Regions from separate parts of the Homo sapiens genome. Here all the other regions are linked to region 3. Evidence: chromatin contacts called from ENCODE Hi-C or POLR2A ChIA-PET data. All regions are on one chromosome and are shown on one strand. Each heading gives the region's core, a stretch centred on a gene start or an enhancer-like site at or near the end of the contact. The rest is flanking DNA. Distances are from core to core; before and after follow the strand shown. Region 1 holds the start of SMIM27 (small integral membrane protein 27). Region 2 holds the start of MSMP (microseminoprotein, prostate associated). Region 3 holds the start of UBE2R2 (ubiquitin conjugating enzyme E2 R2).

Region 1 (2,971 bases), core at 254-2,753, 1.3 Mb before region 3:
GGCAGCCCAGAAAGCTAGGTCGGTGTCGGCAGGATCCGCGAAGGCGTACCCGGCGACTTCTCCGCCTACCCTCCGAAGCGGGAGCAGGCGGGGGCGCTTCACCCTCCTCGCGAGACAGCGGAGACCCCAGCGGCGGCTGCGACCCCTGTGACGCAAAGGGCTCATCACCAATGGCAGCTCGGAAGCAGGGCAGAGAGCGAGACCCACCCCCCAGCTCCCGCGCATCAAAACACAACACCCGCCTTCCTCACGCATGCGCAGCAGATGGACGCCGGCCTCGGGGGCGGGGCTCAGCGCACCGGCCCAAATGCGGCCCCTCCCCCGCCGCTCCAGACCCCGGAGGAGGGCAGCGCGACCCTCCCCATCTTGTTACTGGTACTCAGCCACTGGGGACACTGACTGAATGTTCGCCCCTAACTTACCCGGAAAACACGAGAACTAGTTCGATGTCGTTTCAACCTTACCAAACTCTGCGGAAACTTAGGAAATTATCTTTAGTGTCTAGATAGGGGAATTGTTAGATGGACTTGAAGTCTCTCACCTCCTGTTGTACGCCTCCCGGAAGCAACACCAGGAGTCCAACGGGATCCCAAACCAGAGCCCAACCAGTATCCTATAAAGTCTTCAGAGAGGGATCCCCTCCAGGCTGGGGAGAAACAGGACAACCTAACAAAACAGGGCCTGGACTCCTCCCTAAACAGACCACGTTTTTCTCCGCTCTTCCCCTTCCCACTCCCTGAAATCTAGACTAAAACTCTTTTAAGATAACTGCGAGGTATAAAGAACGTCTAGAGCCTAAGCGGCCCGTTGCCAGATTCTACTCCTCAGGCCTCAAATGTGAGCGCCCCAAACATTCTAGAGCTGAACCTGGTACGCTCGCCCACCAAACTGCCGTGCTCGGGGCTTAGTATCTCACGCGCGGCAGTTCAAGAACATCAGACACGCTCAACAAACACTTGTTGCTTGACTGATACATTATGGCGGGTAACGCGTCCCACGTATTTCTTCTTAGAGATATACATTACGCTATACGTTTCTGAAGAATGGCTCGATTTACAGGGGTTCCCACAACGATTTGTCACATATAAAAGAGTGGGTGGTATTTTTACGTCAAAGATGAACAGGCGAACGTCCATCTAAATCGTGTGGTATCAGATGCGGGGAGGCGTGGGGGAGGGAGCGGGGGAGAAAGCGTTAATTCTTCCAGCTTTAGAGCCAGACGTAATATTTAAAACGTGGATTGTTTTTCAAATTAACTTTTAAATGGACACGACAGCACCTTATCCTGCATTAATATTGCATTGCAACTAGAAAGAAAACCAGTGGAGGTACGCCTATCTCCTTAGTTGGCAAAAAAAAAAAAAAAAAAGCAATTTTTAACATTTTCTCGTTTATTCCCCTCTCTAAAAGGCGGGCAAGGCCCCCGATCACGTGATACCGCCCCCCAACTCCGGGCGGAAGAGGCCAGCGACAGCGCTGCACGAAGCGAGTGGGCGGGCGCTCGTGCCCGGCTAAAAGATGGCTGCTGGCGCCTGGCAGCCACCGCCTGGGAGGTTACTGTAAGGCCCGCAGCTCCCGCCAGCTCCCGCGGACTGCTGCCGCCTCCTTACCATGAAGCCAGTAAGTCGTCGCACGCTGGACTGGATTTATTCAGTGGTAAGTCCCGGGGATCGCGGGCCCCCACCGTGTCGACTCACTGGGCCCGCAGGCGGAAAGGCCCTATTTCTTCAGCACCCAGAAACTCCAAAATCCATTCCTGAATTAAGCATTTCACTCCCTCACCTCGACTCCGCCTCTTCCTGGAGGATACGATCTTCCGCTTCTTACGTAAGGGCTGCTGGGTGTACCCGCCACTGGAACCCCATTTATTCGACTTTGTTACTTTAATTCCCACCTTAGCAATGGCAACGGTAACCTGACGGGGGCGAGGGGAAATATCAGGTAGATTTCACACCTCCTTTGCGATTTTTGGTTTAGTTGCTGCTTGCCATCGTTTTAATCTCCTGGGGCTGCATCATCTATGCTTCGATGGTGTCTGCAAGACGACAGCTAAGGAAGAAATACCCAGACAAAATCTTTGGGACGAATGAAAATTTGTAACTCTTCTGGATTTAATTATCTGAAAATACAGTTCTTTCCCTCATGCTTATGTAGATATAAAAATAAAATTCATAATGCAAAGTTCCCAAGTTTATTTTTGCATTATCCTTTATAACAAGCACTAGTATGCAAATTTTTCACTTAGAGATTTTAGTATTTTACATTCTCATGACAAAATTAACAGCAACCTAAATCTGACAGTCTTGAGTGTCAGATCATAGTTGGAATAAGCTTTTCAATCAAGTTTCTAAATTCTTCAAAAATGATTCGGAAAGCTTTTTTTTTTTTTGAGACGGAGTCTTGCTCTGTCGCCCAGGCTCAGTGGCACTATCTCGGCTTACTGCAAGCTCCGCCTTCTGGGTTCACACCAATCTCGTGCCTCAGCCTCCGCAGTAGCTGGGACTACAGGAGCCCGCCACCACGCCCGGCTAATTTTTTTGTATTTTTAGTAGGGACGGGGTTTCACTGTGTTAGCCATGATGGTCTCGATCTCCTGACTTCGTGATCTGCCCGCCTCGGCCTCCCAAAGTGCTGGGATTACAGGCATGAGCCACTGCGCCTGGCCGGAAAGATTTCCTTAAAACAAAAGTGCATGGAATTGCTGTTCTTACATTTGTTTATTGTGATATTTCACTGTTGCATACCCTGATACCAAATTAGTGTAAGTACTGTGTAAGAAAAAAACAAACAAACATGTAACTAAATACTTTTCCATACCGTTTTCCAAGTCAAGAATGACCAGAAAAAGTAGGTAGTCTCTCATATTTGTTTAGCATGTCCACTTTTTACTTATTGTTAAATTACTCAGTCTCAAATTGTACAATGCTTGAAAACAGATATGACAATTTCTGAGATTAAACTTTATTAAAGT
Region 2 (3,195 bases), core at 507-3,006, 1.9 Mb after region 3:
CCCTGCCCTGTGACTTTTCCCTGTCTTCCTGAACACAGATTGTTTTCTTCTCATTCACTAACTATATCCTGTCATTGGCTTTTACTCCTGCTAGCTTCTGATGCTTCTACCTTAATCTTTTTCTTCCATAGTGTCCTTGAAGTGGAGATTGCATTTTGAATTTGTAACGTCCCGAGAACCAGGATTGGTACTCCTACCCCCTGTGGAACAGCCCGAACCTACCACCTGGACAGGACCTGAGCAAGTACCTGTAGACACCTTCAGCTGGGACCTGCCCATCAAGGTGCTGCCTACTAGCCCCACCCTGGCCTCATATGCTGCCCCAGGCCCCAGCACCAGCACCATAACCATCTGAAACTGGCCCACCCTGGTGCTAGTTCCTTCCGGATACTGAGAACTCAGCACCTGGACTCTAATGGGACCCACTTTTTCCACCTGGGGTCCAATGTCGTGGACAGTGAGAGTCGGGCTTTCAGCTATAGCATTAATTTATTTGTTCAGAATACATTGGCAGCTGCTAGTGGTTTCCCTGGAAGTGGCAGCAGCAGTGAGCAGTCAGCAGATGGATGATCAGTTGAGTTTAGCTGGAGTGGGGAGCAGGAGCCCCAGGAACAGGGGTGTTGGCTGAGCCCCATTCTGGGTCAGGCCCTCCCCCTTTGCAGGGCAGCCGAGGGTCAGATTTTTGCACCAAGGAGAACTGGCAGGTTCCTGCCTCCTGACGTACCTCACACCCAGCCGGGAAGTCGATGGGATGCTGGGACCTGGGGAACCAAGGATAGGGGAAGGAGTCAGCACAGTGAAAGGCTGCCTTTATCCCTGCCCACATGTTCCCTCTCTCACAGTTTTCCCCCCACAGAGCCCCTTTCAGTGGCCCCTTGGTCCTCCTAACTAAGCTGTCACCTACCATATGTGGGCCTTTTTGTTTTATAACAGGAGTATTTTCTCTCCAGGTCCACCCCAACCTCCCCTGATTTATAGCCTGAAGCCTTATCTTTCACACTAGTGTTGGTCCCTTCAGGTTTGGCCCATCTTGTATTGCTCTTCTGTTCATTCTTACATCACAGCAATCTAGTCACTCCCTGGTCATCCCTCAGTCACTCATATCAGAGTCATTCTCTCTGGCCATCTTTGGTCACTCACGTGTCACAGCAGCCCACGCCAACAGGATGCAGACAGGTGCAATGGAAACAGTCCTTGCGGAGCCAAGACTCACCCAGGGTAAAATATTTCCCCTCATAGTGACAGGGGGCTAGGGAAGAACGGGAAATGTTAGTAGGTGTAGGAGTGCTGATGAGAGGCAGAGGCTCTTCTGGTCTGGGGTGGAGACAGTAAGTACGCACTATCCCCGTATTTAGTTTGTCTTTCCTGTTTCACAGCTGGAGGAAGCCTGGGTATTTTGACACGGGATCATCTGTAAGGCCCCATCCTCCCTGTGCCCTCTCTGCTGCTCCTCCATTCCTAACGCTTCACCCCACTTTACCTTGAGCTTGGAAGTAGCACTTGCTGTAGACTCCTGGGTGCTGGAGGAGTAGAGACATCACCAAGCAGATGATCCCCCAGCCTCCTAGGATCCCCTTGGCCTGTCCAGCCCAGAGCATCCTTAGGGCCATTGCTGCTGCACAGCCCTCTCAGACCCTTCTTGGCCTCTGCTCAGCTACTCTGGTCTTGACTCCTTGACTTTGCTTTGCGTTGCTCCTTGAGTCTTAGTTTCTGTCTTTCTCCCCTGGGCTCCTGTCTCACACTATCTCCCTGCCCTCTGCTCTCACAGGCTGGGGATGTTTATAAAGTGAGGACCCTGGCCCCCTGCTGAGTAGAGCTGGAAAAGTTGTAACTCTGTTTCCTGAGGTGAGGGCATGAAAACAAGAGGTCTAGCTTTAACAAGCTGTGAGAGCTGATTCATGCCCCGGCACAGCTAGAGGGAGGGAGGTGGCCATGGAGGGGGCACTGGACTGGGCACTTCCCCAGCAAGGAGGCAGGAGGGGCGAGGGCCCCCAGGTGGTCCCCAGATCTCTTCCCTGACCTGGAGAGAAGGAAGCATTCCACCTTCCCCCTTTCTCCCCCACTGCCACCACCAGGGGTGTGTATGCTGGGATCCCTGCCTGGACCGGAGGGAGGCATTTCCTGGGGATGGTTAATCCTGTGCCCCAGCCAAACCCAGGAGCTGCAATAGGGTGCGACGGCCAGAAGCTCCAGGAGAGTGAGCAGGCACCTGGAGTGGAGACTGTGTTTCCCTCAGATCCTAGGGCAGGGTTTCCCTAATGTATCCAAGAAATAGGGCTGCCCCTCAGAGATGGTGGGGAGGGTCTCTTTTCCTCAGGCATTCCAGAGGTGAACTGTCCATTGCTTATCACCTTCAAACATACAGCAGATGTGGGATCACCCCACATCTGGGGATGGTTCTTTCCCCTTTCAAAGAGGAGCATCTCTAAGTGCCCTGATGGGATGAATCACTCCAGGTTCACAGAGGTGTCCTCTCTTTCCTCCCATATATAATGGAGTGAGGTTTTTAGGAATTTATCATTTGGCATCCTCTGAGTTTCCCACAGGTTCTGGAGGAGCCCAGGATGGATTATTGAGAGCATGGGCTGTAGAGACAGTCTTCTTGGATTCAGATCCTGACTCCACTTAGCTATGTAACCTGGTCAGATTACTTCACCTCTCTGAGCCTGTTTCCTCATCTATAAATTGGGGATAGTAATGCCAACTCATTGGGCTGTTATGAGGATTACTGAGATAATGCGTGCAGTGCTCTTATCACCATCTCTGGTGCGTAAGCGTCAGGAAATAGCAGTTGCTGTGATTGGGGCTAAAGCTCTGAGGCAAAATGGGCGACATTATTTTCTTTGAATGACATTAAGCAGTTTGTGCATAGCTGAGGGCTTCTATTGGGGATGGCTGTCTCCTGGCATAGACCTCTGCACCTTTCACACTCATACTCCTTGTCAGCAGTCCCCAACCTTTTTGGTACCAGGGACCGGTTTTGTGGAAAACAATTTTTCCACCAGTGGATGGAGGGGGATAGCAGCGGGGAGATGATTTTGGGATGAAACTGTTTCATCTCAGATCATCAGGCATTAGATTCTCATAAGGAGTGTGCAATCTAGATCCCTTGCATGCGGAGTTCACAGTGGGGTTTGCACTCCTGTGAGAATCTAATGCCTCTGCTGATCTGCCAGGAGGAGGAGCTCAGGCGGT
Region 3 (3,101 bases), core at 155-2,654:
GGGTAGTGGTGGTATCCAGAATACAGCTATGCCTTAAAGTTTTTTTCTTTCAAGTTTCTATGAATCATTAACCATGTGCCAGTCACTACGCTAAATGCTGTACATACATTTAATCATTACAATTGCTTGTGTTGGGTATAATTAATCCCCTTTTACAGAAGCTGATTAAACAGCCGGGTGTGGAGGCATGCACCTGTAGTCCTAGCTACTTGGGAGGCTGAGGTGGGAGAATCGCTTGAACCTGGGAGGCGGAGGTTGCAGTGGGCCATGATCGCGCCACTGTGCTACAGCCTGGGTGACAGAGCAAGACCCTGTCTCAAACAAAACAAAACCAAAAAACAAAAAACTGATGATACAGGGAGAAGTAATGGAACTAGGGTTGGAACCAAGATCTGTCTAGTTCCGAAACTGTGTGTGTAGAACTCTCACAATATTCTGGCTTTTCTAGGAAATGTTTTTTAGGCAGTTATCCTAGGACATGCCTTCCTAGGAGAAAGGAGTACTGTATTCTGAACCACGGGGGGACCAAAGACTGTCCCCACATCTCACTTCGGTTATGATTATCTCGAAAGTCCCTCAGTTCCAGGGTGGACATTCAAGCCACAAGCACCTATAGGGAACTTTGACCCCTAAGTTCAACCACAGTAGTTTATTTTACAAATGGCGAAGGCGAAGGGCAGCCTGAGCACTTGCCCCAAATCACAATGAGAAGGGCTAGAGACCCAGTTTGTTATTGTCTTTTTCCTCACAACTTCCTCTTTGTAGTTAAGAAGGGAAGCAGAAGCTGACCTTTTTGTCTCACCCCGTTTCTCACGTGGAACTGCCGCACCCAGGGTGAGTAACGTGCCAAAGGGCACACTTGCCTGTGGGCTGGCCTGCGGGAAGGTCTGTTCCCACCGAAAAGACCCACATTGTCAGCACATCCTAATCAAGTAGCTACTAAGTGGAGGGACCGCAGACTGGGTGTCACGGGGAGGGGCCTGCAGCGACCAGGCCCGTCCCAGGATGGCTGCGGAGGCCCCTGGATCCACAGTGGGGAGGGCCCCGAGAGCCGGGAGACCTGGGTTCCCTTCCCGGGCACGCCTTTGGAACTGCGGCGTCCAGCCGCACAACCGTCACTCTGGGGCCACGGCAATCCCTGCGCCCGCCCTTGGTCCCCGCTGCTTCTGGGATCTTTATGGGCGGGGGACACGCGCCAGCGTCACAAAGCGCCGCGACCGCGCGGGAGACCGAGAGGAGGCGTGGAAACGGGAGGAGGAGGAGGTGGTAGTGGAGGAGAGCCAGGCACGGTGGGGGGAGGGGAGGGAGGGGCACGCGCACGCGCGTCGGGCCGCCAGCCGCTGAGAGCCGCCCAGCACCCGGCGTGCGCCCCTCCTCCCTCTCTCCCTCCCTCCCTCCCTCCCTGCTTCTCGGCTCCGTTGCTCCCGCGGCGCGAGGCGCTCTCGCTCTCCTCCTCCTCCGCCGTCGCCCCTCCCCCCGCGCAGCCCCCGCCGCCACCGCCGCGAGACCCCCGCACGCCGCTCTCCCCCCACCCTCTCCTGCCCCGCGCGCCCTCCGGCCCCTGCGGCCCCCGAAGAGAACGAGAGGGCGAGCGAGCGCGGCGTTCCCGGGCCGGCCCGGCCCCCTCCCTTCACCATCGCCGGCCCTCCGCCGCCTTCCTCCGCTTCCACCTCCTCTCCCCCCCCCCAAGTTGAGGCCCCCTCCGGGGGGGGGAGGCCCGGGACCGGGACCCGTAGCGAATTCTCCTAACTCCCTCGACCTCTCCTCTCGCCCGGCCCGAGTGTGAGGAGAAGGGCCCGGCCCGGCCTGCGTCGTGTGTGAGGAGGACCCCGGGCGGGCCCACGGGCCGTGTGGGGCCTGGTCTGGCCCGCCGGGTGTGTGAAGACCGGGGCCCGGTGCTGCCCGGCCGGAGGGCGAGCGGAGGGGAGGGGCCTGGTCCGGCCCGGCCGGTGCGTGAGGACTGGGGCCCGGGCCCGGCGCCGCCGCCGCCGCCGCCGCCGCGATGGCCCAGCAGCAGATGACCAGCTCGCAGAAGGCCCTGATGCTCGAGCTGAAATCCCTGCAGGAGGAACCGGTGGAGGGCTTCCGGATCACCCTGGTGGACGAGTCCGACCTCTACAACTGGGAGGTGGCCATCTTCGGACCCCCCAACACCCTCTACGAAGGCGGCTACTTCAAGGTACCCTCACCCTCCTCCCGGACCCTGCTTCCGCGGCCGAGGCCTCCGGCTCCCCGCCGCTTTCTGCAGTTCCTGGGACCAGGAGTATGAGCACGGGCGAGTGGAGGGGGCTTCTCACCCGTGCAGCCCCCTCCCCCATCCCTGGAGGCAGGAAGGCCTTGCTCGCCGAGTGCCTTTTCTTTGTCATGGGGGCGGGGGCTCGGGCGGGGGCGGGAGGGCAGGCTGCACCGGGAAATCGGAGAGCCTCTCTGGTTAGGGTAGTGTCTACGGGCGGAGGAGGCCGCCTTTGTTTCCCCCGCTGAGGGTGGGTGGAAAGAGCGGTGGTCTATCTGTGCTTTTTCGTTCTCCGGTCGGAACCCCTCCCTGCGCAGGCTGGAACTGCCCCAGAGGGCAGGGTGACCTGCACCGACTGGATTGGACTTTTCTTTTTTGGGGGGTGGGGGTGGGGGTGGGGTGGGGGAGGGGCACCAGCTTGTCATTTCAGAAGCTGCCGAGTGCCCTGACATTTTGAGGATTTGTTGGGCATCTTGGGTAGTGGTAGTGCCAACTTTGCATTCCAATGGGTGGTGGTGAAGAATGGGACCCTAGGGGTGGTAAAAAAAAAAAAAAAAAAAAAAAGGGTGCCCGCGTCGTCTTGTCATTATCCATTTGGGGGAACTTTAACCCTCTTTCCGTTCACATTCTCTGCTTACCTCAGTCACTGGTTCTTTCAAAATGCCCTTTGTCCTCACCATGCCACCAAGTTTGCCAACCTTTTTTTCTACAGGTAGAAGTATCCACAAAGGGTGGAACGAGTCATGTAGGGAGACTGATAGCTTCCTACTTTCAGAGACAAAATTGAAACCTGCTCAAGTGGTTAACTCTAGCTAAAGGGGTGGTCTCACAGATGACAAGTATCATCTGAGGCGAGATCGTTTCTCTG

What was found. A loop is a pair of places that touch in the nucleus more often than their neighbours do. ChIA-PET counts read pairs that join two places held with the same protein, here RNA polymerase II (POLR2A). Pooled maps may share reads with other maps.
Region 1: a map of CD8-positive, alpha-beta T cell shows a loop between it and region 3 (22-fold over the local background). The contact joins the promoter of SMIM27 here to the promoter of UBE2R2 in region 3. A Hi-C loop is called at or near these places in 2 of 168 maps with a recorded cell type or tissue (CD8-positive, alpha-beta T cell and naive thymus-derived CD4-positive, alpha-beta T cell), 1 of 37 single-sample maps with no recorded cell type and 13 of 50 pooled maps. POLR2A ChIA-PET finds 5 or more read pairs at or near these places in 1 of 52 experiments (AG04449).
Region 2: a map with no recorded cell type shows a loop between it and region 3 (14-fold over the local background). The contact joins the promoter of MSMP here to the promoter of UBE2R2 in region 3. A Hi-C loop is called at or near these places in 1 of 37 single-sample maps with no recorded cell type and 5 of 50 pooled maps. POLR2A ChIA-PET finds 5 or more read pairs at or near these places in 1 of 52 experiments (GM10248).

The regions. Positions count from the first base shown.
Region 1 is chr9:32,550,824-32,553,794 of GRCh38, forward strand. SMIM27 (small integral membrane protein 27) reads left to right here and starts at 1,504. Exons shown (of 2, transcript NM_001387564.1): 1 at 1,504-1,656; 2 at 1,978-2,184. The coding sequence starts at 1,612. The coding sequence ends at 2,100. It overlaps TOPORS (TOP1 binding arginine/serine rich protein, E3 ubiquitin ligase), which reads right to left and starts at 1,763. Exons shown (of 3, transcript NM_005802.5): 1 at 1,611-1,763; 2 at 1-145. The coding sequence starts at 1,613. NDUFB6 (NADH:ubiquinone oxidoreductase subunit B6) reads right to left here. Exons shown (of 4, transcript NM_002493.5): 4 at 2,178-2,971. RefSeq lists a silencer at 324-543 and enhancers at 823-1,537, 1,184-1,393, 1,404-1,733, 1,538-2,251.
Region 2 is chr9:35,752,520-35,755,714 of GRCh38, forward strand. It overlaps MSMP (microseminoprotein, prostate associated), which reads right to left and starts at 1,757. Exons shown (of 3, transcript NM_001044264.3): 1 at 1,481-1,757; 2 at 1,141-1,249; 3 at 471-761. The coding sequence starts at 1,610. The coding sequence ends at 581. RGP1 (RGP1 partner of RAB6A GEF complex) reads left to right here. Exons shown (of 9, transcript NM_001080496.3): 9 at 132-3,195. The coding sequence ends at 355. RefSeq lists an enhancer at 371-1,570.
Region 3 is chr9:33,815,756-33,818,856 of GRCh38, forward strand. UBE2R2 (ubiquitin conjugating enzyme E2 R2) reads left to right here and starts at 1,405. Exons shown (of 5, transcript NM_017811.4): 1 at 1,405-2,179. The coding sequence starts at 2,003. UBE2R2-AS1 (UBE2R2 antisense RNA 1) reads right to left here. Exons shown (of 5, transcript NR_170204.1): 1 at 2,872-3,101. RefSeq lists an enhancer at 915-1,004 and silencers at 1,295-1,394, 1,575-1,784, 1,855-2,024.